3 separate regions of the Homo sapiens genome follow, and regions 1 and 2 are each linked to region 3. The links are chromatin loops, found by intact Hi-C in ENCODE. Cell type or tissue: B cell. All regions are shown on one strand.

Region 1 (8,000 bases), 230 kb after region 3:
ACATAACCCACTTTTAAGTTTCTTTTTTACTGATGTTTTCCTGCATCAGCAATCAGCAAAGTAATCAGCTCAACGTCAAGCATTTTCTCTGAGACACGAACACTTTCATCAGCACCTTCATATATACAAAGCCATTCCCATTTGGAAAACAAGAGGGGTAAAGATAGGGGATTGAAAGGCATAGTTCTTATCCTTCAGCATTCTGGAATTCCCTCGATGACCACAGGGCTGCAGGATGAGGCTCTGCTCTTAAGGACTCAAGACTTAATATAAATGACTACAGAGTACACTGTATCCAATATGCAGTCTTCTGTCCCTCACCCACTCCCACCCTTCCCCCAGAGTCCCCAAAGTCCATCATATCATTCTTATGCCTTTGCATCCTCACAGCTTAGTTCCCACTTATAAGTGAGAACGTATAATATGTGGTTTTCCATCCCTGAGTTACTTCACTTGGCATATACTGCTCAAGGGACAGGTGCACCAAGATCTCAGAAGTCACCACTAAAAAATTTATTCATGTAGCCAAAAACCACCTGTTCCCCCAAACTATTGAAATAAAATAAATGACTGCAGAGCAAAGAAAAGTCTCCCTTGCCTCTGAAATGTCCCCGCTCTGGCCAGCCTTGCATGGAGATGCAGACATTTCTGAGCACCTTTGTCAGGCACTGAATATGTGAACAGTCATGCTCTCTGCTCTCTGCTCAGTCATGTTCTCTGCTCTCAAAATGTAGTAGGGTACAGACACATCAGTAATTATATTTTATAATTATCTACTGATGTGTCTGTACCCTACTACAACAAGTATCTGTTGAGGCTCTACTACGTGCCAAGCACCATTGTGGATCCTGGGTTCACAGCAGTGTGCAAATGCGGCAGTGCATGATATGCACACAGTATCGCAAGAACACAGAAGAAACATCTCCCATATGATCCAAGAGGATGAAGGAAGACTTCTCTAAAAAGGAATCAGTTCTAGCTTCTGGAAGGAGCCTTGAAGGACAAAGAGAAGATGGTGGGGAAGGCATCCCCAGCAGAGAGAAGAGCACATGCCCAGAGCAGAACTAGCACCAGTCACACTCAAGGGTACCCTTCCCTGCAGGCTGGAATGTAAAGACAGGCAGGGAGAGGCCAAGGAAAGTCTAGAGAGGCCAAAGTGGGCAGGGGCCTGAAATGCCAAGTAGGACTCAGGACTCTCCTGTCCTCAAAGGCTGACTTTGAAGAGCCCTGAAACTCACAAGCAACATGATCCATTTCCCGTCTCAGATACAGTTTCCTCCTGAACTGGTTTTTATTTGCAACCATTATTTCTCCATCATCAGAGGCTGGAAAATGCAAAAAATAAAGGCAGATTTAGAAAGTGGGTACAAATAAGTTTCAAAAAATAAAGCTAAGATTCTTTATTTTAATTAGAGACGATGGCTAGAAACCACTGAAGGGGAGAATTAAAAAAGAGAAAGGCTTTCACAGACAAAAAAAATTAAGTGAGCTAAAAAAGCAACTTTACAGAGACAAACATCCCTGACTTAGCAATTTTGCTAGAACTGTTCATTTTCGTCTCGGCTGGGACCAACAGAAACTGCATGGCAAACGTTTTTCATGTCCCGCATGGCCTGCTGCCCACGTAACACCTCAATGGAAGCCACATCAAGCTCCAAACTTGGCCGCCTTGCTCAACATGAGCGAGCCAGCCCGTGACAGATCCAAGAAGGAGAATACAAATCCTCACCATGGATGATGGCTGCAGACAGCCTATTTTTTAAAAATAATAGTTTAAAGTGAATTTAACAGTTCCACATTACAAAGGGCCTTCAAACTGAGTGCTCCATTTCCCCATGGCATGAAGGGCAATTTCAGCTCCTCCTGGCCCAAACTTCAACTATTAAACAGGCTATCCATTCAGTTTCTATAGACAAGACTACTACTACTCAGAAAATGGTATTCAGAATATAATATACTGATGTAGTAAGATTGCACTGCAATGCTATTGTTTCCAACTCAAATCCAATGATAAGTTTCTATACAGTGTACCCAGCTCACTGGTCACATCTTAAGCTTGTAAGTTACTCTAGCTTCAAATGAACTTGATTGCGTCAATCCATACATGAACACAAATCTAATTTCTATATTATCTTCCTTCCAAATAAAGTTCTAAAGCCCAACGAGTGACGTAATTATGTTGTTTTCTTCATTATGAAAGCAACCGTATTAATTTTACTACCTTGAAGAACAATATTATGATTAGTGAACCCATGCATGGAACAAGGAATTTTTGTGACTCTACCACTGAAAATTGCCCAGTTTGTTTAATTGCCACATTTGGGAATATTTCAAATATCAACAGTTAGAATCAAAACCAAGAAATTGGTTAAAAATTAATCTTATGGCCAGGTGCGGTGGCTCACGCCTGTAATCCCAGCACTTTGGGAGGCCGAGGCGGGTGGATCACGAGGTCAGGAGATCGAGACCATCCTGGCTAACACGGTGAAACCCTGTCTCTACTAAAAATACAAAAACAAAATTAGCCAGGTGTGATGGTGGGCGCCTGTAGTCACAGCTACTCGGGAGGCTGAGGCAAGAGAATGGCGTGAACCCTGGAGGCGGAGCTTGCAGTGAGCTGAGATCAGGCCACTGCACTCTAGCCTGGGCGACAAAGGGAGACTCTGTCTCAAAAAAAAAAAAAAAAAAAAAAAACTAATCTTCTAACATGCACTATATAATTCCATTTATGTAACAAAGAAAAACAGGTGAAACTGACCTGTGCTGTTAGAAGTCAATGCAGTGATTAAGTACGCTTGTGATGGGGTGGCGGTGACAGTGACCGGAAACGGGAACACGAGGAGCTTCCAGGGCTGTGCATGTTTTGTTTCTCCACCTAGGTACTCCTAACACAGGTGTGTTTGGTTGTAAATCATGCTGCATACCAATGATGTGTGCACTGTTCTTTGTGTAAATGTATCAATCAACACAAAGTCTTAAAATACTGAGGATGAAGGGTAGAGTTTGGTCTACTCTCACAAAGACCATCATGGGTCAGAATTTCAATTCTATGTAGCATTTAAAAGAGCACCAGTTTCCTGCGGACAGATGCCACAGATCAACAGAAATAACATATTGTTTTATTGGGCCTGCTTTCATTCTCTCACTCATTTCTCTTAAAGATCTCAACCATCCTATGTATGGCATATAGCTATCATAGATGACAACAGGTCAGATCACTAATTGAAATTCCCTCCTCCATACAAAATTATTTCTAATAATCATGTAATGATCAATAATCATAACATCCTTTTGAATCATTCTTTAGTTTTGAAAACAACTATTTAGAAAGAGTGTCAATTTTAAAGTTATTTCTGAGCCTCAATATTATATTTCTTCTATGAACTACCAAAGCATACCATATGCACTTAACCAGATGTTATACTCACAGTTCACTTCTTCACCGTTTTACATTTTAATCACACATAAAATCTCCTAGTGATCACACACAATGAGGGAAGTGAAGAAACTCAAGTTCTGTTTCTTCACCTTAAATTGTGCTATCATTTTTTATTACAAATCTCTAAACACAAGAGCATATTGTACCATAAGGGTTAGAGATGTGAACTGCACCTAGAGGAAGCTCCAACAATTCTAAACAGGAATTTACTCAAGGCGAAGTGTGGAGCTGAGTCCATGTGCATTGGGACCAACTGTGTAATAGGGAGTTCTCCAAATTAGCTTTCATGTGGCATGCAATAATTAAGGTGTAAGAAGTGTACTAATCTGAGGTGTATATATAAATATATATGTGTTTATCTATACATATGTAATTAGTGACAGTAGCAATTATTTAGAATTTAGACAAACCAAAGATTTTTCAGGAAGTATTTTATCACCAGCTTAGAACTGCACATGCATTGTAATAAAAAAAAAGAAAAGAAAAAAACAGACTGGCTGAGGTCAGATTGTTTTCAGTCTCTACAGACAATGTGTCCCCTCACAACAGCTGCACCTGGGGAGGACCTTTTCCGTTGCCCCACCCTCAGGAGACAAAAGGAACCACACCAACAAAAACCTCCCAACCACACAAGAAAAACAAGTTTAGGCACAAAAGCTCTTGTGGACACACGTAAGCCCTTCCGGTTTACATGAGTGTAGAGCAGGGTTTCTCAACCTCAACACTACTATTTACGCTGGATAATTCCTGGCTGTGGGGACCGTCCTGTGCATTGTAGGATGTTTAGCAGCATCCCTGGACTCTACCTACTGGAAGCTGCCAGTAACACTCTCCCAACCTCCACCAAGATGTAAAAATGACCATGGAGAACAAAATTGTCCCTGGTTGAGAGTCACTGTTAGAACATCTTTGGAAGAGTACACAAGAAATCAGGTACATTGCTTACTTCTGGGGTGGAAGGCTTCAAAGTACCTTTTGAATTCTTAACATGTATATCTATTATTCAAATAAATACACTTAAACACACAAAGGAAACTAGAGAAGAAATGAGAACAAATGTTTAGGCGAGACAGGGTATCGCTGAGAAAGTATCTGCAGCTCTTTCAAATTATCTTCCCTTTGTTTTCTTTCAAAAATGTGCCCCTTGAAAAGAAAAACAAATTAACATCTTTCCAAGGTTATTCCACCCTATAAAAGATTTTCTGTAAACATGGAAATGGGCATTTTACAGAAAAAACTCCTGGCCCCTAAAGAAAACATTCCTGGTCTCCTTCTTGGAATCTCTTATTTTACACACAGTTCTAACATTATGTGCTTTCTCCAGGTCAGGTCAAAGTAGAACAGAAGCGGCAGATGAGAACCGTGGTGAGGGCAGGAGTGCGGTCCTCACAGAGCCTAGTCCTGAGCCAGCCTTGGTATGGTAACAAGAGTGAGGCATTTGGAGGCACATTCTGCCGCTTTCTAATCATGGAACCCTAAGCAAATCACAGCCTTCCAAGACCTCAGTTTTTATTTCTGAAATGAAAGGTAACACATGCTTCATAGCGTTGCTGTGTGAACTGATCCTATGAAATACATGGTTTTACACCAGGATTACAAACATCCTGGTAAACCAGTGGTACCTGTTGACTTTACCAAGAGGAATTTGAGTATTAAAAATAGCCCTAGAGTTGGTTCCAGCAGCATCCGCAGCAGATTTGTTACTGGAAAGAGGTCCCAATACAGACCCCAAGAGAGGGTTCTTGGATTTCCCACAAGAAGGAATTCAGAGTGAGTCCATAAAGTGAAAACAAGTTCATTAGAGAAGAAACAAAAGAATGGCTACTCCACAGGCAGAGCGGCAGCATGGGCTGCTGGACTGAGTATACTTACAGTTATTTCTTGATTATATACTAAACAAGTAGTGAAATATTTTCTGGGAAAGGGGTGGGGAGCTCCTGGAACTGAAGGTTCCTCTCCCTTTTAGACCATATAGGATAACTTCTGGGCATTGCCATGGCATTTGTAAATTGTCACGGTGCTGCTGGGAGTCTTTTAGCATGCAATGCATTATTATTCGCCTGTAGTGAGCAGTGAGGATGACCAGAGGTCCCTTTCATCACCATCTTGGTTTTGGTGGGATTTGGCCAGCTTCTTTATTGCATCCTGCTTTACCAGCAAGGTCTTTGTGACCTGTATCTTGTGCCAACCTCCTACCTCATCCTGTGAACTAAGAATGCCCTGCCTCCTGGAAATGCAGCCCGGCAGGTCTCACTCTCATATTTAGCCCCTATTTAAGATGGAGTTACTCTCGTTCAAATGCCTCTGACAGATTCAGAAGTGTAAAAGAGCATGAAGCAGATATGAAGGGCAAGAAAGCAGAACAGGGAAGAATAAAGGGTTGGGGACCAGACTGCCTGGGTTCCGATCCTACGGGTGACCCTGGACAACTTCTAGACTTCTACTTGCCTCAGTCTCTATAAGCTGATAATAGGACAGCCAACTTGCAGTGCCCAGAATGGTCTTGTTCTATAAAGTCTCTGCAAACACTGAATTAGTGAATCCTGAAACATTGCTCCTAGAGAAGATACAGGGTTGGGTACCCGCGAGCCCCTGGTCACAACATTTTCACCAACTGATCAATGCATAGTTGATGTGTGTGTTTGACGACACCTTATGTTACTGATTCTTTAACACTGAAATCACAGCCAACACTACTACAACTTACGCCTGCATGAAGCTTATCTAGCAAACGTATTTTCTCCCTAAGATACATCGCAGCCTTCTCCAGCCTTCTTGTGCTTAATAACACTAGACAACCCCTCAGCACTATGCTTGGGGGCCATTTTAAGCAGTAAAATCACTTTTTTAAAAAAAGGCACAAAAAAAGGATAAACACGGTACTAACCAGGTAGAAGAAGAACACTTATTTGCAATATAAGAGCTGAAGCAAGAAGGCCTTGTTCATCCGCAGCTGGGAACATGGACACCAGGCAACTCAAATCTTCTACTCTGTATGTCCATGAATGACCAGGAAAGTGCAGAGTATTGATTTCAGGGTTACAAATAAGTATTAATGAGGACACAAATTCACAAATACAGAAATCTGAGAATAATGAAGATGGACTATACCTGCCTTCACAGATGGCTTTGATGAGTCAATGAATTAATGCAGATAAAGCACACAGGAAACATTCAGTAAATGTTAGTTATTAACAGGGAGTCAAATATGTAAATATCATGCAGTGTAAAGAGCATGACAGAAACATGAAGAGAGGACACAGGTGTTAACAAAGCCACAAAGGAATGTGGCACGGGGGAAGGGAATCAAGAATTCAAGTTCTTTCCCTAGAGCAATCTCTTACTCCTCGACTTATCTTCCTTTGCACCAACGTTATAATCCTTGTGCCACAGCCATCTGCCTTTTTGCTCTCAAATCCATTCTCTGCATACTTTGTCCTTTTACAAATATCACAGGAAACTACATTTCCCAAGCTCCCTTGCCACCTGGTTTCTAGTAGTGCTGGCCTGTGGGAGGTACCATCAGAAGCTGGGAGGGGAAGGTGCCTGGGTCTCTCTCCCAACTCCATTTGCTGGGTGGGATAACCTTCTCTAGGGAGACAGCTCTCTCCAAAGGACCCAATGCCCTTTCCATCAGCTGCCACCCCCACCACCCTGCCTCCACAGTCCTGGGGGTGGACATCTTCCTGAGGTTACAAATCTCTAGGTTGCTGTAACAGTCTGGTAACTCTCCTCTTTCATCACCTAAATATGCAATTATCTGTATTAGAATCTGTTAGAAATGCCTAGTCTAGTTTTCCTGATTCATGCCCTATGAAACACTGGCTCTAGAAGCAATTTTTAGAAGTTTTAGTTTTAGATGTTTTTACAGCCTAAAAGTTTCCTGCCTAGAATCTCTCCCAAACTCACTCCCAAAATCTCACCTCTTTTTTTTTTGAGAGAAAAAAACAAAACAAAACAAAACTGGTTTTGTCTTTAATTCACCACTGCACGAAGAAAAAAAGCACACTTATGCAAATATTACAGCTATTTAAGTTTTTTAAATCACATTACATTACCTCTGCCACATTTCATCATGGGCTACCAATTGGCCTCACACCGATACACCTATGCAGTTTCCCTCTGCTTAAGTGCTGTGTACTTTTTGAGAACCGAGCACTACTCTCAACTCATAAATACCTTGACTTTTTAAACAAAATCCAAATGCAGCCTATGGCACATCGCCAATTCACTCTCATTGTCAGCATCGGCCATTCCGTGCTGCTGACTGCGAGCCTGCATGAGCACTGGCCATTAATTCTGAGGCAACTTCCATTCTCTGCTTTCCATTGTTTCTTACTCCAGTGCATAAAAATTTCATGCCTGACCATCATCATGCCCAGGCGTAATAGATTAATAAATCAGTTCATTTGGACAGAAGAATGCAATAGTGAGTAAGATTCTGATCAGTGAATCAGAAGAACGGGAAAGGGCAGGCGAGAGGAATGCCAGCTACTCACTGAAATCCGCACTCTTGTCATCTTCCTGGGCACACAGCTGGACCTCGCTTCCCTGCCAGGGG
Region 2 (8,000 bases), 200 kb after region 3:
GTACAAGGAGGAACTGGTACCATTCCTTCTGAAACTATTCCAATCAATAGAAAAAGAGGGAATCCTCCCTAACTCATTTTATGAGGCCAGCATCATTCTGATACCAAAGCCGGGCAGAGACACAACCAAAAAAGAGAATTTTAGACCAATATCCTTGATGAACATTGATGCAAAAATCCTCAATAAAATACTGGCAAACCGAATCCAGCAGCACATCAAAAAGCTTATCCACCATGATCAAGTGGGCTTCATCCCTGGGATGCAAGGCTGGTTCAATATACGCAAATCAATAAATGTAATCCAGCATATAAACAGAGCCAAAGACAAAAACCACATGATTATCTCAATAGATGCAGAAAAAGCCTTTGACAAAATTCAACAACCCTTCATGCTAAAAACTCTCATTAAATTAGGTATTGATGGGACGTATTTCAAAATAATAAGAGCTATCTATGACAAACCCACAGCCAATATCATACTGAATGGGCAAAAACTGGAAGCATTCCCTTTGAAAACTGGTACAAGACAGGGATGCCCTCTCTCACCGCTCCTATTCAACATAGTGTTGGAAGTTCTGGCCAGGGCAATCAGGCAGGAGAAGGAAATAAAGGGTATTCAATTAGGAAAAGAGGAAGTCAAATTGTCCCTGTTTGCAGACGACATGATTGTTTATCTAGAAAACCCCATCGTCTCAGCCCAAAATCTCCTTAAGCTGATAAGCAACTTCAGCAAAGTCTCAGGATACAAAATCAATGTACAAAAATCACAAGCATTCTTATACACCAACAACAGACAAACAGAGAGCCAAATCATGAGTGAACTCCCATTCACAATTGCTTCAAAGAGAATAAAATACCTAGGAATCCAACTTACAAGGGATGTGAAGGACCTCTTCAAGGAGAACTACAAACCACTGCTCAAGGAAATAAAAGAGGACACAAACAAATGGAAGAACATTCCATGCTCATGGGTAGGAAGAATCAATATCGTGAAAATGGCCATACTGCCCAAGGTAATTTACAGATTCAATGCCATCCCCATCAAGCTACCAATGACTTTCTTCACAGAATTGGAAAAAACTACTTTAAAGTTCATATGGAACCAAAAAAGAGCCCGCATCGCCAAGTCAATCCTAAGCCAAAAGAACAAAGCTGGAGGCATCACACTACCTGACTTCAAACTATACTACAAGGCTACAGTAACCAAAACAGCATGGTACTGGTACCAAAACAGAGATATAGATCAATGGAACAGAACAGAGCCCTCAGAAATAATGCCGCATATCCACAACTATCTGATCTTTGACAAACCTGAGAAAAACAAGCAATGGGGAAAGGATTCCCTATTTAATAAATGGTGCTGGGAAAACTGGCTAGCCATATGTAGAAAGCTGAAACTGGATCCCTTCCTTACACCTTATACAAAAATCAATTCAAGATGGATTAAAGATTTAAACGTTAGACCTAAAACCATAAAAACCCTAGAAGAAAACCTAGGCATTACCATTCAGGACATAGGCGTGGGCAAGGACTTCATGTCCAAAACACCAAAAGCAATGGCAACAAAAGCCAAAATTGACAAATGGGATCTAATTAAACTAAAGAGCTTCTGCACCGCAAAAGAAACTACCATCAGAGTGAACAGGCAACCTACAACATGGGAGAAAATTTTCGCAACCTACTCATCTGACAAAGGGCTAATATCCAGAATCTACAATGAACTCAAACAAATTTACAAGAAAAAAACAAACAACCCCATCAAAAAGTGGGCGAAGGACATGAACAGACACTTCTCAAAAGAAGACATTTATGCAGCCAAAAAACACATGAAAAAATGCTCATCATCACTGGCCATCAGAGAAATGCAAATCAAAACCACTATGAGATATCATCTCACACCAGTTAGAATGGCAATCATTAAAAAGTCAGGAAACAACAGGTGCTGGAGAGGATGTGGAGAAATAGGAACACTTTTACACTGTTGGTGGGACTGTAAACTAGTTCAACCATTGTGGAAGTCAGTGTGGCGATTCCTCAGGGATCTAGAACTAGAAATACCATTTGACCCAGCCATCCCATTACTGGGTATATACCCAAATGACTATAAATCATGCTGCTATAAAGACACATGCACACGTATGTTTATTGCGGCATTATTCACAATAGCAAAGACTTGGAACCAACCCAAATGTCCAACAATGATAGACTGGATTAAGAAAATGTGGCACATATACACCATGGAATACTATGCAGCCATAAAAAATGATGAGTTCATGTCCTTTGTAGGGACATGGATGAAATTGGAAACCATCATTCTCAGTAAACTATCGCAAGAACAAAAAACCAAACACCACATATTCTCACTCATAGGTGGGAATTGAACAATGAGATCACATGGACACAGGAAGGGGAATATCACACTCTGGGGACTGTGGTGGGGTCGGGGGAGTGGGGAGGGATAGCATTGGGAGATATACCTAATGCTAGATGACACGTTAGTGGGTGCAGCGCACCAGCATGGCACATGTATACATATGTAACTAACCTGCACAATGTGCACATGTACCCTAAAACTTAGAGTATAATAATAATAATAATTAAAAAATAAAAAAAAAAATAAAAAAAAAAAAAAAAATAAAAAAAAAATAAGCCAGTTCTATATACAATCCCTCTGCCCATCCACCTCCTCATCCCCGGTAAATACACAAAAACAAAAGAGGAAGACAAGTGACTGCAAGTGACACAGGGGAAGTGAGGTCTGGGTCTTCCCATGCACAAGGCCTCCTTCATGCTGATGTAACAGAACACCAGGAAACCCTGCTCCCAGAACACTGGGGAAAAACAGACACTGACCACAACACTGGGGCATCTCCTTATTGATTCTCTCGGTTATTTATTTTCCCCAGAGGCTGGGAGTAAGATAATGCTTTCCTAAAACAAAGAATATGGTATAAAAACAAAATTTTTTAGAAGTCCAGCCAAGAAAGGCCACATAGGTGGGTAAGGTAATGTTTTATTAAATGTTTACATTCCCTAGATATTAAGTTTCAGAACTTGTCTAGGCTCTGTTCCCTTGGGCATTTCATACATAAGTAATACAAGTTCTTCCTTAGCTTTTATCCACAAATGGGATAAAGACCATGTTTCTGGTATACATATGCATCTATGTTATTTATATTATAACAACTATAGTAAATAAATGCATGTTTTTGCCTGCTGGGAATAAAGGCATATCCTATCCTCATTTCTCACATATTCTACTTAAAATGTTCCTAAGTAGCTTACCAGCTACTCTCTTATCTGCTGAAACTAACCAAATTCTGGCTGATGGTCAAAGACTATTTCCCTTGGGCACCAAGCTTCCTAAACAGTCAGGATGGTCTAATAAGGTTTTTTCTGAGTGTGGTACATTTACACCGTAGCATACATACTAATAGTTAAGTATTTGTTGCAACATGCATACGCACATCAAATTCATAAGCTGCTATATGCTGTCAATTAGAATGAGACCAAATTAAAATAAATGAGTTGATGCAGGATAAACTGAAGAAAATATGTTAAGTAACAAGTATAGGTGGTAACGTGAATATGGTGGAAACTAAGTCCAAAGTTTGGAAAATACTGGTCTGCTTAAAAAAAAAAAAAGTTCGGCCAAGAGTCTGAAAACTCTGATTCTATGTGCTGTCTTAATGTGTCCTTGGGGATCCTTCACTTATCATCCCTAGGCAGGCCTCACTACAATGATAGCAACAAAGCTGATAGGGTTAGGACAGTGTGACAAATGTGAAAACTTTTGGAAGTAGAACGCAAAGTCTTTTCACCTTCCAATCAGGTGTGACCACTGGCCAGCTGAGAAGCATGGACCTTTAAGTTATGACACACAAACCAACAAGGTATCAGAGTCAATGCTAATCCCTCTCCTTAAAACCTCCCTGAGTTGTGGAAAGTCATCTTGCCAAGCCTCTGGGCAAAGACCTCCTGAGGTTGGCTTGGTGGCAGGCAGGGGGCGGTAGATGGCAAGAGCACAAATGATACATATCACTGCAACCTGGTGTCTGATCTCAATAACACCTCTGCACAAGACCCCTGGTAAGGCAGGGCTTTCCAAGGTCAGGATTTGCCACTAAGCTCTTAAAATCTCTTCTGATCCTAGCAGAAGTAAACGATCAGTATCTCTGGTAAGCAACTGTATTTTTCTTTTTTTTTTTTTTAACCTTTCAGTGTCATTGTGAGGTTTGCCACATGCCTTGAGAAATAAAGCCCAATCTGAATGCTCAAACATGAAAGTCTGGCTGGCTCAGGCAATTGGAAGAAGATACCCATGCATGGTAACCGCTGAATGACAAGTTAGGTTTCCTGGAGAGAAAGACCTAACTATTCACCTTATATACTTAAATAATTGCCTCCTTTTTAAGGCAAAATAACAGCTCCTAAAGATGTCTCTGTCATAGCCCCAGAATCTGAGTATGTTACACCTTACATGGCAAAGGGCAATTAAGGATGCAGATGGAGTTAAGGTAGCTAATCAGCTGACCTTAAGATAATTATCAAGGTGGGTCTAATGCAATCACAGCGTCCTTAAATGCGGAAGAGGGAAGCAGAAGAATCACTATCTAAAAAGTGTCAAAGACTGGCTTGAAGACATAAGAAGCCATGAGTGAAGGAATGTGGACAGACTCTAGAAGCTGGAAGAGTCAAGAAAACAGATTCTAAGAGCCTCCTGAAAGGAACACAGTCCTGCTGACACTGGATTAGCCCAGTGAGACTCTGTATTGGTTCCCTATTGCTGCTATAACAAATTGTCATTAATAATTACCTATACTTAGTGGCTTAAAACAACAGAAAACTCTTCTCTCACAGTTCCAGACTCCAGATGTCTGAAATTGGTATCACTGGGTAGAAGCGAAGGGGTAGGCAGGACAGGGCCGTGCTCCCTCCAGAGGCTCTAGGGACAGTCGGTTCCTTGCCTCTTCCAGCTTCTGGTGGCTGCATGTATTTTTTGGCTTGTGGCCACAGCATGCTAATTCCTACTTCTGTGGTCACACTGCCTTCTCTTCTGAGTAATCCTCCTCTGCATCTCTGTGAGGAGAACATTTGAGGTGGCATTTAGGGCCCATCTTGACAATCCACGATAATTGCCCTATCTCAAGGTGCTTAATCACATCTGCAAAGACCCTTATTCCACATAAGGCTACATCCACGTTTCAGGAGTTACAGCCTAACACCTGGAGGGTGTTAGCCTACTACAGAGCCGTTTCAGATTTCTTACCTCCAGAACCATAAAATAAACATGTTCTTTTAAGCCACTAAGTGTAATAATTTGTTACAGCAGCAATAGGCAATTAATACAGCTCCTGTCTCTCAAATGTGTGCTACAGATCAGGACAAGGTCTGGGCATGAGGACAGAGCTAGCTCACCCCTACTATTCACATCAGCATCCTGGCGATCCTTTGTATCCAGAGATGTTGCTCCTTCTCCCATTAGCATACTTGACAGGATAGAATGCTAAGACTCAGCAGGAAGTGGCCATTAGAAGCTTCAGAAATCACTTCTCTTTCCTCTCGCTGATCACAGGTTTCTTAAGTAAACTGTATAGTAATTCAAAGCAAAGCTTAGGGGAAAAAAGGAACTGACATTCATTTCAGAAAATTCCTCTCAATAATGAGTACACTCCATCCACAAATGTCAAAGAGCTTTGCTCACAAAGCCAATAATCCCTATCACAAATATAAGGCAATGTAAACATTTAAGAACCATATTCCTCAATTAGGAACAGCCTTTTTGGGTAGCTTTCCTAGCATTCCAGTGGCAGAACATACACTTTTAAGCAGTTATTAATCACTATTCTATCTCTTGGCATGCTGTAATGCTGGTTTTCTAACATCTCTGCAGGGATTTCTATTTATAGAACTGCTCCTTCTCATTGATCTGCCTTCAGGACACTGAAGCAATTCCCCAGCTGACTTCTCTCCCAGAACTCACCTTGTTGGGACACCCCTGGGCTCTGTCCTCAAATCTCTTCTCTATCCATATTCTCTCCCTCAGCAAGTGTACCCTGTCCCACGACTGCAAATGCCAACTGTAAGTGGAGGCTCTCAAATTCATGTATCTATCCTTGACCCCTCAACTGAACAAGGTCCAGATCCAAACATCCATGTGCCACTCATGAGCTCCACTTCAGTGTTTAGTATGTATCCCCAGCTTAGCAGGCCCGAAAGAGAGCCGCTGCTTTCTGACAGACGCACAAAGCAGCTCAGCAAACAGCATCTCCCACTCCGGCTGCTCCAGCAAGACCCTTAAGCCCTCATGTGTACGTTCTCTTCACTCCTTCCCACCCCTCATATTTAATCCATCAGTATCTACCAGCTCTGCCTCCAAAATGTACCCCAAATCTATTTTCACTATCTCCACTATTTCAATCTCATTCCAAGCTACCCTCACCTCCCACCCACATTATAGCAATAGGCTCCTAGCTCGTCTTCCTGCCTGCTCTAGCCCCACCCTCCGCAGGGCTAAAAGCCATCTTTCTGAAGTGTAAATGTCAGAGGATGTCACTCACAGGTATAAAATTATCAGGGGCTTCTGGCTACAAGCAAACTCCAAACTGGACCATTACCTACATGGTCTGGCCACTGCCTACCCCTTGACCTCTCTCCTACTCTCTTTCTTACTCACATGCCATGCACACAACTCTGGCCTTCTGTCCTCTCCTGAACATGCCGAAGCTTGTTCCTGACCCATGGCCGTTGCACTTGCTGCTCCTTCTGCTGTAAACACTCTTCCTGCAGGTCTATGTATTATCATCCTTTCCTTCCCTGAAGCCTCACCTGCAACTTTTCAGTTATCACCCTAGCCTACCAAAAGCAACCACTCACCACCCTTTTTTCCTGCCTGTCTTTGTCTTTTCAGAACACTTTGGAAGACCTGAAGCAGTCTTAATTGTTTGTCGATGGAGTGTGACTCCCCTCCAGCAAACTATATGCTCACTGAGGGCAGGGCTTTTCCCATAGTATCCCCAGAGAGATACCTGTTCACAAGCTGACTGAATGGTTTTACAATTGAAGAGCAATATCAAGTCCTCTTAAAAAGGTACAGTGTTAGTCAATCTCCTTGGTTTTAAGGAATAGTGATTTCCTGGGTTCCTACAGGAAAGAGACCAAAATCTCCTTCCTGGGGTACTGCCCTTCATTCTCACTCCCTCTCCCAGCATCTGTTTTTTCTTTTTATGTGCCCAATTCTCCCCTCTACCAACTGGCCAGCTCTCTTACCTTCCATGACATCTTGTTTCTGCTCCATCATAGTTCTGGCTAGCCAACGCCCTCACTTAACCCCAGGACATCACACCACTTGCTAACTACCAAGTTTTCTTTTGAGTCTCTCAAGTCAACTTGAGAGACTTGGCTAATTTCATTAGCCAAGGAAGAAAGGGGCACAGTACAGAACAGGGACTTAGGCAGAAATTAGAATTTCTCGTACTGAGATTAAGAAATCCAACAGCAGTAAGGCCCAGTGCATCTCCATTCATTCTCCTTTAATAGATGAATACGTGACTGCACCATCCTCCCAAAGGGTGGGAGAGCTGTCAAACCCTACAGATGGTGGGAATCACCAGGATGCATGAAATGAGCGCTAGCATGAATAAGAATGAAGATTAGGAGGGAAAAGAATCTCCATGTAAACAGCATGGTTAATTAAGAAAAATTACACAGTGATTAGACAGATCTGATCCTTTTATAAGTACCTGTACAAAGGGTCACTGTTAAATGGAATGCTTTCTCTTTGCCCATGTATGATAACTCCTAGCTTGTGCCAGGTAGTAAGTACTCAGAGGGAATTACTCCCATCAGATCAAATCCCCACAACATACCTGCAAAGTAGCTACCATCACATTTTTCAGGTGAAGAAATGAATGTCCAGAGAGGTGTGAGGCCAACTTAAACAAGTGCCTAAAGGCCCACCAAACTTTTAGGGGCCCATGAGAATTTTCTTTCTTTTAAAGT
Region 3 (8,000 bases):
CAAAGGAAACAATCAATAGAGTGAAAAGGCAACCTATGGAATGGGAGAAAATATTTGCAAACCACATATTTAATAAGCGGTTAATTCCCAAAGTATATAAGGAACTCCTACAACTCAACTGCGGAAAAAACCCAACCAATCAAATTAAAATATACGCAAATAACCTGAAGACATTTCTCGAAAGAAGACATACACAAGGCAAACAAACATATGAAAAGGTGCTCAACATCTTTCATCATCAGGGAGATGCACATTGAAACCACAAGGAGATATCACCTCATGCTTGTTAAAATGGCTTTTATCAAAAAGACAAAAGATAACAAGTGTCTGGCAAGAATGTGGTAAAAAGGGAAGCTTGGTACCCTGCTGGTGAAAATGTAATGTGTTACAGCCATAAATGAAAAAGAAAATGGAGGTTTCTCAAAAAATAAGAAATAGAACTCCACATAATCCAGCAATCCCACTGCTGGGTATATATCCAAAGCAGTTAAAATCAGTATGTTAAAGCAGTATCTGCACTCGCATGTACACTGCAGCATTATTCATAATAGCCAAGATATGGAAACAAACTAAGTGGCCTTCAGTGGATGAATAGATAAACAAATTATGTGTATATGAAATATTTAGCCTGCAAAAGAAGGAAATCCCATCACTGGCGGCAACATGGATGAATGTGGAAAATATTATGCTAAGTAAAATAAGCCAGGCACAGAAGGAAAATTCTGCATGATCCCACATGCAGACCAGCCTAGCTGAACTCACAGTTCAACTCACAGTAAAATGGTTGAACTCGCAGAGCAGAGAATACATTCGTGATTCCCAGAGACTGGTGCGTGGGGATATGGGGAGATGTTGGTCAAAGTCTCAGTTATACAAGTTGATTAAGTTCTGGAGAACTAGTGTGCAGCATTATGACCATAGTTAACAATACTGTATTGCATACTTGAAATTTGCCAAAAAAGGAGATCTTAAGTGTTTTTACCATGAAAAAAATATCTATTTAATATGTAAGGTGATGGATTAGCTTGATTGTAATGACTATCTCACAATGTGTATATTTATCAAAACATCAAGGTGTACACCTTAAGCATATTTTTTGTCAAAAATAAACAAAAAACCCGAGGGATGATTTACTAGTTTCTTTCCCCCCGCCAAACTCCAAAGTTTCAAAGAAGTCAGTCACATGCTAAAGCAGAGATTCCTAAACTGAGATATTTTCACTGCTGGGCAGCATCTTTTTAAACTTTTCAAAAGAATAGGTTCACGGCAGACTGAATGTCCCCAGTCTCTGTGTCCTAGCACTTCCTACAGCACCTAGCACACAGATGTACATTAAGTATTGCCGACTTATAAATGAACAAACTGACCTCTTAATACAAAACCACTCCCCAAATGAAGAATTCAAATTTATTATTCTAGCAGAAGGAAAAAAAAAAAAAACCACACACACACACACAAGTGTGTGCACAACCCTTGTCAAAGGTTATCTGGGCCACGGATTAACCTTTTATAGATAAACATAGATCTTATTGAACTTCTATCTCCTTTGGCTATTTCACCAATGACAGGAAGGGTCAGAGAAAAATAACTCTCAAAGTAATCAGTTCTATAAATTGTCAAGGTTTCTGACTGATCAATAAAAAATAACCATTGAAAATGCATCTTATATACTATTTGGGAGAGAAAATGACTCAGAAGGGGTTTAAAAGTAGAACTGAAAAATATATGTTTTATAAACTGTCCTTCTACATTGATATGCCATGGGACGGATGCTAATCAATGTAATCCCCCAGCCAAAGGCCCTGAATGACAAGGATGCTGCTATGACTTCCCTTCATAAGCTGCCTGCAGAGTCACTTACTACTAACTACATAGAAATAATCAGAAAATCAATCTTATGGTTTCTTGCACACACCTATTTCTGACCAGATGAAGAAACACCCAGCTTGATCACTCACACGTAGCTGTAAAAGACTTTTGTTTATTGCCCTAAATCAAATCCAACTACCCTCAATGGTGATTCATCACACACTGCAGATTTTCAACAGGATCTCTGAAGGCAATTCAAATGAGGCTTCTGCAAATGGTTCTAGCAATGGTAGGATTACTTCTTGGGATGGTGGGTGAAAAAAATCAGTCACATTACTTCAGTTATCCATGATACATATGGTATCCTGAGGCTGATGGCTCTTTGAAAACTCCCACAGCCCACTTTTTATTCTCCAAAGCCCATCATGGGGAGCAGATTCTTCACAAGTATCTGCTAACCAGTTGATCTCACTCCCTAAACTTCAAACATTCAGGAAACCAGAGTTCAGCTATAATCAGAGGCTAGATTGTCTGAGTTTACAGTAAGCTAGAGTGGGGGTAGAGTGTCAAGATCCCTTACTTGGTGAAGGCAGAAGTAGATTCAAATCCTGCCCCTAACTTGCAAGGTGATGTGATCAGGTCATTTGCCTCTCTGAGCCTCTATACCCTCACCCTCCCACCCAATCATGTTAGATGAAGTTAATACCTACATGAGCACTCAATAAATAGCTATTATTCATATTATTCAAAATGGAATAATTTTGATAGATGCTTACCTCTCTCAGAGTTGGCTTGCCAATGAAAAAGTCTGTGTTTTTGCTGCTTTTGGGTGGGTTGAACTTGGGATTCAGAAAAGCACATCCATTTGCGATAGCTTCCAGGGGAGCTGGGCCCTCGTAAGGGAACCCAAGTCCAACAAACAACTGTAAGACAGAAAACCACACAGCGTATGAACACATCAGGCAGGACCATCAGGCAGGACGGGCATTCCTAGCTTGCAGGCGGCGATTCTGTGGCCCATTCCCGTGTGGACACCTCACTTTGGAAGGCTCCCAGGCCCTGGGGGGTGGGGCAGAGAGAATTCAGCTTACACCAGGATCTGAAAAACTACGAACTTTTAAAGTCCCCACAAAGCTGCTCAACTCACTATGCTCTCCTCCACCAAGGAACTAAAAAATTAAGTGTCTAGGGGTATCCACGGGGTAGGGAGGATGGAGTATTAAAAGAAAAACAACCACCACCACCACCAAGACCCAACAATAATCCTTCTGTAACTCACCAGGAGACATGACTGGAAAAACACTTGCTTAACTACACAGAAGGTTTCTTCATTGAACCAAAGAAACAACAGGCCCTTTCAGGAATGCTGGGCGGAGGGACAGAAAGGTCACTTGGAGGTTTGATTGCAGTTCAAACGGAACTGCTTTAAAATGATGGTAGGTCAGTAAACACAGGTTTTCATAATGGGGTTTACACTGGGGACACCAACATCTTGGTGTTGATTTTCCCCTCAGAGGGGAGAGAGGGTGCTGTGTTGCTGAATCTGCAAGGCAGCTGCTTCCCTCTCCAGCAGGCAAACCATGTGCTTCCCCCAAGACAGACCATAGATGGCAGCAACAACTTGCTCTCAGTCCTCAGAGCAACCACAGCAGCTGGAAGCCACGATGACAAAGGGGACAAGCTGCAGTTCAGTGGTGCTGATTTCCTGGGTCCAAAAATGAAATAACTGCTCACAGAAATGCCTCGGCACGTACCATCACAGTGGGTGTACTTCACACTGCTGGAGCACTGCAGGTTGTTGATGGGCAGGGTCCAGGTCTGGGCTTGACGAAGCTGTGTCCTCTCTACCCACATAAAAGCCTGTTCTGTTTCAGCCCCCAGGGGCACATTAAGTGAGAAAAGATAACTGGGCCCCAGGGCGTCCTTACCTTCTGCCATCACAGAGCATCACCCAACCACAAGGCCAGGTGTTGAGAATGAAGGAGATGGCTCAACTAGATTTAGCTGCAAGCTTGGTTCTGTTTTTCCCTCGGTCTTTTCACAGCAATCCCCTCCTTCTCACCAGCTTTCCTCTCTTAGCAGCTGCTCTAATTGAATGATCGTTTAGAAAGGTTCAGCTGGAGGGTGCCAGGCCCAAGCTGCCGGGCTGCATGTGTCAGGCCAACCCTGAGCACAGCCCATGGGTGACATACTGGAGAACCAGGTAGCTCCTGAAGGAATTCTGGGGCACAGCACTAACATCTCAGGTTTTCTGGACCTATTTACTTTTGTTTTGAACAGAATAGGGTACTCAATCTTTTTGGTTTTTTGAAAGAATAAATTTTCGTTTCCTGAAAACTGCGTGATCACAATGCCAGAGATGTCCACAGGGCAGGGAGCTGGGAAGAAAAGAAGCTTTAGAGGCCAGCAGAGCCCCTAATGCTGGCTGGGTCATTTCCCCCTTGGGCAGCAGAACCACCAGAGATCACGGGTGGGGGTGATGGTGGTGAGGAAAACATGGTAGCCAGGAGCCTGGAAGCTGTAGGATAAAGGGAAAGCTCTACTACCATTAGGAAGCTCCTGCTCTGCATCTTACTCTTATTATACAGCTAACAGAAACGAGATTGTCAGAGAGAACTTCTAACTATAGGGTGTGGCCTGGACATGTGGCTCAGGGGTGGGGGAGATCTGACTGCTGCAGATGAAATGGAAGGAAACAGTGGGAATGTACTAGTCCCACGACATCCCAGCTTTATGGAATATGAAGAATCCAGGGTTGTTATCTACCAGACTTGTGATCTCTGATTTGCCCTCTCCTATCAGACTTTGGAGAGGATGTGCCGGCTCTCCAGTGGAAAACAAATGACCTCTGTCAGGCCGTGGTTGGGCATAAGATAGCACAGGGAGTCCAGATCTTTCTGACTGAGGAGAAAAGTGCCAGAAGACGCAGATCAGGATTTCTGCAGGTTTAGTCAGAGAACCCACAGTGCCTCCTGACCTCTGAAAATCAGGGCCTGCCATGAAGTGTGGATACCTTCATCAACTCTAAATTTCAAAGAACAGCTTTGGAGGAAATGCAAGCAGCACAATGTTTGTCTATTTAAATAGAAAATCTTGGGAAAAATTTAATTAGCTTCTTTAGATCAATCTGAATCCATTAATTAAAAGGATTTGAGGCTGTTGCTTAATGGACTTGAATGTGACCTAGGTTTAATTATATCTGAACAACAATATGAACCATCTCTTCTGCCCTGTGGGCACCAGAATATCTCAGTACACATAAAATAAAAACTTTATTAACTCTCCCAAAGCCTCATATGTTTAGAATGAAGCCTAAGCAAATACAACATAATTTCCTGGCAATGAGTTTTTCTGTCACACAATTAGGATTGTAGGAAATACATTACTTGGAAACACCAAAATAACAGTTTTTTGTCACTTCAGTCAATAAGCAATTTTTTTCTTGCTTCCTGTGTGCTTATTACCTGTGATATTACAATGGAGCAGATGTATTAAGGTCAAATAGCACATCTGAGGTTTGAATGAAAACACAACAGGCGGAGAGAGTTCATCACCACCAAACAGCACTCTGTAAACTTCCTTGCACTTATGGTCTTGCCACACATTGGCACCTTAACCACACTGAATTGCTTTTCCCCTAATCTCCTGCTATTCTGCCTACTTAACCGATTTCCTTAGCAAGGAGGCAAGAGACACTGCAAGAATGTACATAAGTGCCAAGGCTTAACTCTGCTGGAGAAAACTGGCCATATTTTACTTATACTTCACCTTGCCTTCAGAAGCCCAGAATCTAATGAGGATATTCCAGATGACAAAATATCTCCATGGCTGCAACTCCAGCTCCATCAATGAGTATTTCTACACAGAGGGATTGTGGGATCTAGGATTAAATTTCTGAACTAATGCTAAGCAGAGAGAACAGATGAGGCACCATACGTTTTCTTCACAGTATAGGATTGGGACGTTCCTACACATTCACAAAGGGTCCAGTAAAACCACCCAGATTTTTCCCACTCTGTGAAAGAAGAAACAATTGTTTTAAACTGCTAAGTGGAGTACTTAAAGAATCTTTAAACATGGATAAAGGGGGTTCTTATCCATGGGCTTGGTCAGTTTCACTCTTGATGGGGAACATTGAGGATAATCATAAATAGGAAACACACACACAACACATACTTTTCTGGCCAGTTTTAATTAGCGAAGTTGGCATGGTGACTCTAGAGGGAAACTGAGCAATGAATCACCCCCGGTTCATCAAATGAATTGATGAATCCATTATTGGCACAAAGTGCCCAGAACAATGTGGTAATTAACAGCGCAGGTTCTGGAGACAGATTAGGCTTCAAGGTCTAGCTCCATCATTTCCCAGGTCAGTCACTGTGACACACTGCTAGGTGCTTCTGTCTATGGATTAGTTAAGGCCCATTTATAATCTATTCTATTTATAGGACCTTAGTCCGGGTAACAAGCTTGCTAAACCTCAGAGTTTTCATGTGTAAAATGGGTAAAACAATAGTGCTTTATTTCATGGGGTTGCTGTGAGGATTACATGAGATAGTACATGGAAAGGATTCATTCCAAGTCTTGGCACTTAGTAAGTGCTGGATAATCAGTCACTCAAGTTCAAATCCATATGCAACTTCACACAGCTGCATATCATGGCCTTATATCATTTAGACGGAGTTTACGTGTGCAGGAGTTATGTTTGTGGGTTTTTACAAGATGTTCAGCACCTGCATGTATATTTATGAGTTCTCATTGTTTCATAAAGTATCTGCACTAAAAAACGGGGAGGGATATTCATCAGAAGAGAGAGATAAGAGATGATATGGTTTACAGTGACTGCCACATAAGCCAGTCCCATGAGTCACATGCTATTGCTAAGCTTTGCTTGTTTATTTTTATACAATGACTGGGAATCATTATATTAATGTTTCTGGTAATAGGCATCCCTTTTATATCTTAAAAATAACCCAGACAAGGGGCTGGGTATGAAGAAAACAATTTTTCCAAAATGTGATGCTTTCATGTAGCCCAAAGGGTCCCTCCCTGGCCATCTGCCTTCTTTCAGGTACCTGATGCTTAAGGAAGGGATAAACAGTGGCCAGACTCTCTTCCATCCAGGCTGGCTCTATCCTCCCAAGGGCTCCACAAGCCCCTGACTCATGTGACCTGAAGACTCTCTAGGGAAGAGCTGGAAGGTCCACGGAGGCCAAGAAAAGAAGACTCACCAAGCATGTTTACATGCCCAAAGCAGACTTTTGTCAGAGTCTGCTGCTAAACCAAAGACTATTTCCTGAAGACCAGCTGGCTGATTATGCCAAGCTACCTAACTACCGTTTCAGAAACAAAAACCCAAACCACAAACAACAGCATCAGGATAAAAAGTTCCTGAGTTTCGGTCATTTGAAAGCCCCAATATAAAATCAAATGCATTACAATTCACATTGTAAATTTATTAACTTGGAGATAGGGGAGTAAAAGAATATTTGCATAAATTTAAACCTGTAGATGCTGAACATGTTCAGTTGGGCCAGCCTCAAGTGCTCACCATTAAAAGTCCACTCAGGCATCATCTCCTGGGAGGACCCTTTTCTGACCACGCCTCTCTCCCCCAAATTCCACACCAGGACAACCCCTCAGCCGCCAACACGGAGGCAGCAAAACAGGCTTATTTACGACTGGAGCCTCAGTGGCTGCTTCATTAAAATGGTACCGTTTATAACAGTACCAAGATCATTGGATTTTTGTGATGCAAAGAGAGAATACACAGAAAGGGCTTAGCATAGGGCCTAGTACATGGTAGAGGGGAGAGATAATGGCTGTTACTGTTATGGTAAATCCCATAGACAGGTGCATCGCAATAGCATGGAGGTGTTAAACTGTGACTGACAGTGGCTCCTGTCCTCTGAATGGGACTGCCCAATTCACTACATTGATTTCACAAGTCACAGAACCACATTTTACACAACTGAACTGTTGGCCCCACTCAGCGTGACAGTGAAGTTTTATGCTTGTATCATTATTTCATATTATGACTAGTTCTACCTGTGTACTTTCCACATTGTTACAGTTACCTGCTTTCCTCCTCCAGCATACCTGTATGCTCCTTGTGGGCAAAACTGCTTGAGTCATCACTGTCTCTAGAATGGCTAGACTAAGGCCTAGAATATATCTAGTACTTAATATTA

Evidence for each region. Peaks named below come from ENCODE experiments on the same cell type or tissue, not always from the same donor. Only the 100,000 strongest peaks of a DNase experiment are listed, where the experiment ranks them.
Region 1: it touches region 3 in a loop (16-fold over the local background); 3 of 110 quality-filtered maps call a loop at or near these places.
Region 2: it touches region 3 in a loop (4-fold over the local background); 16 of 110 quality-filtered maps call a loop at or near these places.

Annotation. Positions count from the first base shown.
Region 1 is chr2:134,177,475-134,185,474 of GRCh38, reverse strand. It overlaps a transcript of MGAT5 not described here. Among named protein-coding and RNA genes, the nearest start is that of MIR3679, 54 kb to the right of the region's middle. RefSeq lists an enhancer at 2,008-2,177. In B cell, CTCF peaks have their summits at 3,791 and 3,991; DNase peaks (open chromatin) are centred at 4,034 and 6,824; H3K4me3 peaks cover 314 bases; H3K27ac peaks cover 6,240 bases.
Region 2 is chr2:134,203,787-134,211,786 of GRCh38, reverse strand. It overlaps a transcript of MGAT5 not described here. Among named protein-coding and RNA genes, the nearest start is that of MGAT5, 46 kb to the left of the region's middle. RefSeq lists a silencer at 4,875-5,169. In B cell, CTCF peaks have their summits at 3,798 and 3,998; DNase peaks (open chromatin) are centred at 2,766, 4,006 and 5,556; H3K27ac peaks cover 4,965 bases.
Region 3 is chr2:134,407,601-134,415,600 of GRCh38, reverse strand. It overlaps MGAT5 (alpha-1,6-mannosylglycoprotein 6-beta-N-acetylglucosaminyltransferase), which reads right to left. Exons shown (of 16, transcript NM_002410.5): 12 at 2,586-2,732. Among named protein-coding and RNA genes, the nearest start is that of MGAT5, 160 kb to the right of the region's middle. In B cell, CTCF peaks have their summits at 3,218 and 3,423; a DNase peak (open chromatin) is centred at 3,450; H3K4me3 peaks cover 525 bases; H3K27ac peaks cover 4,553 bases.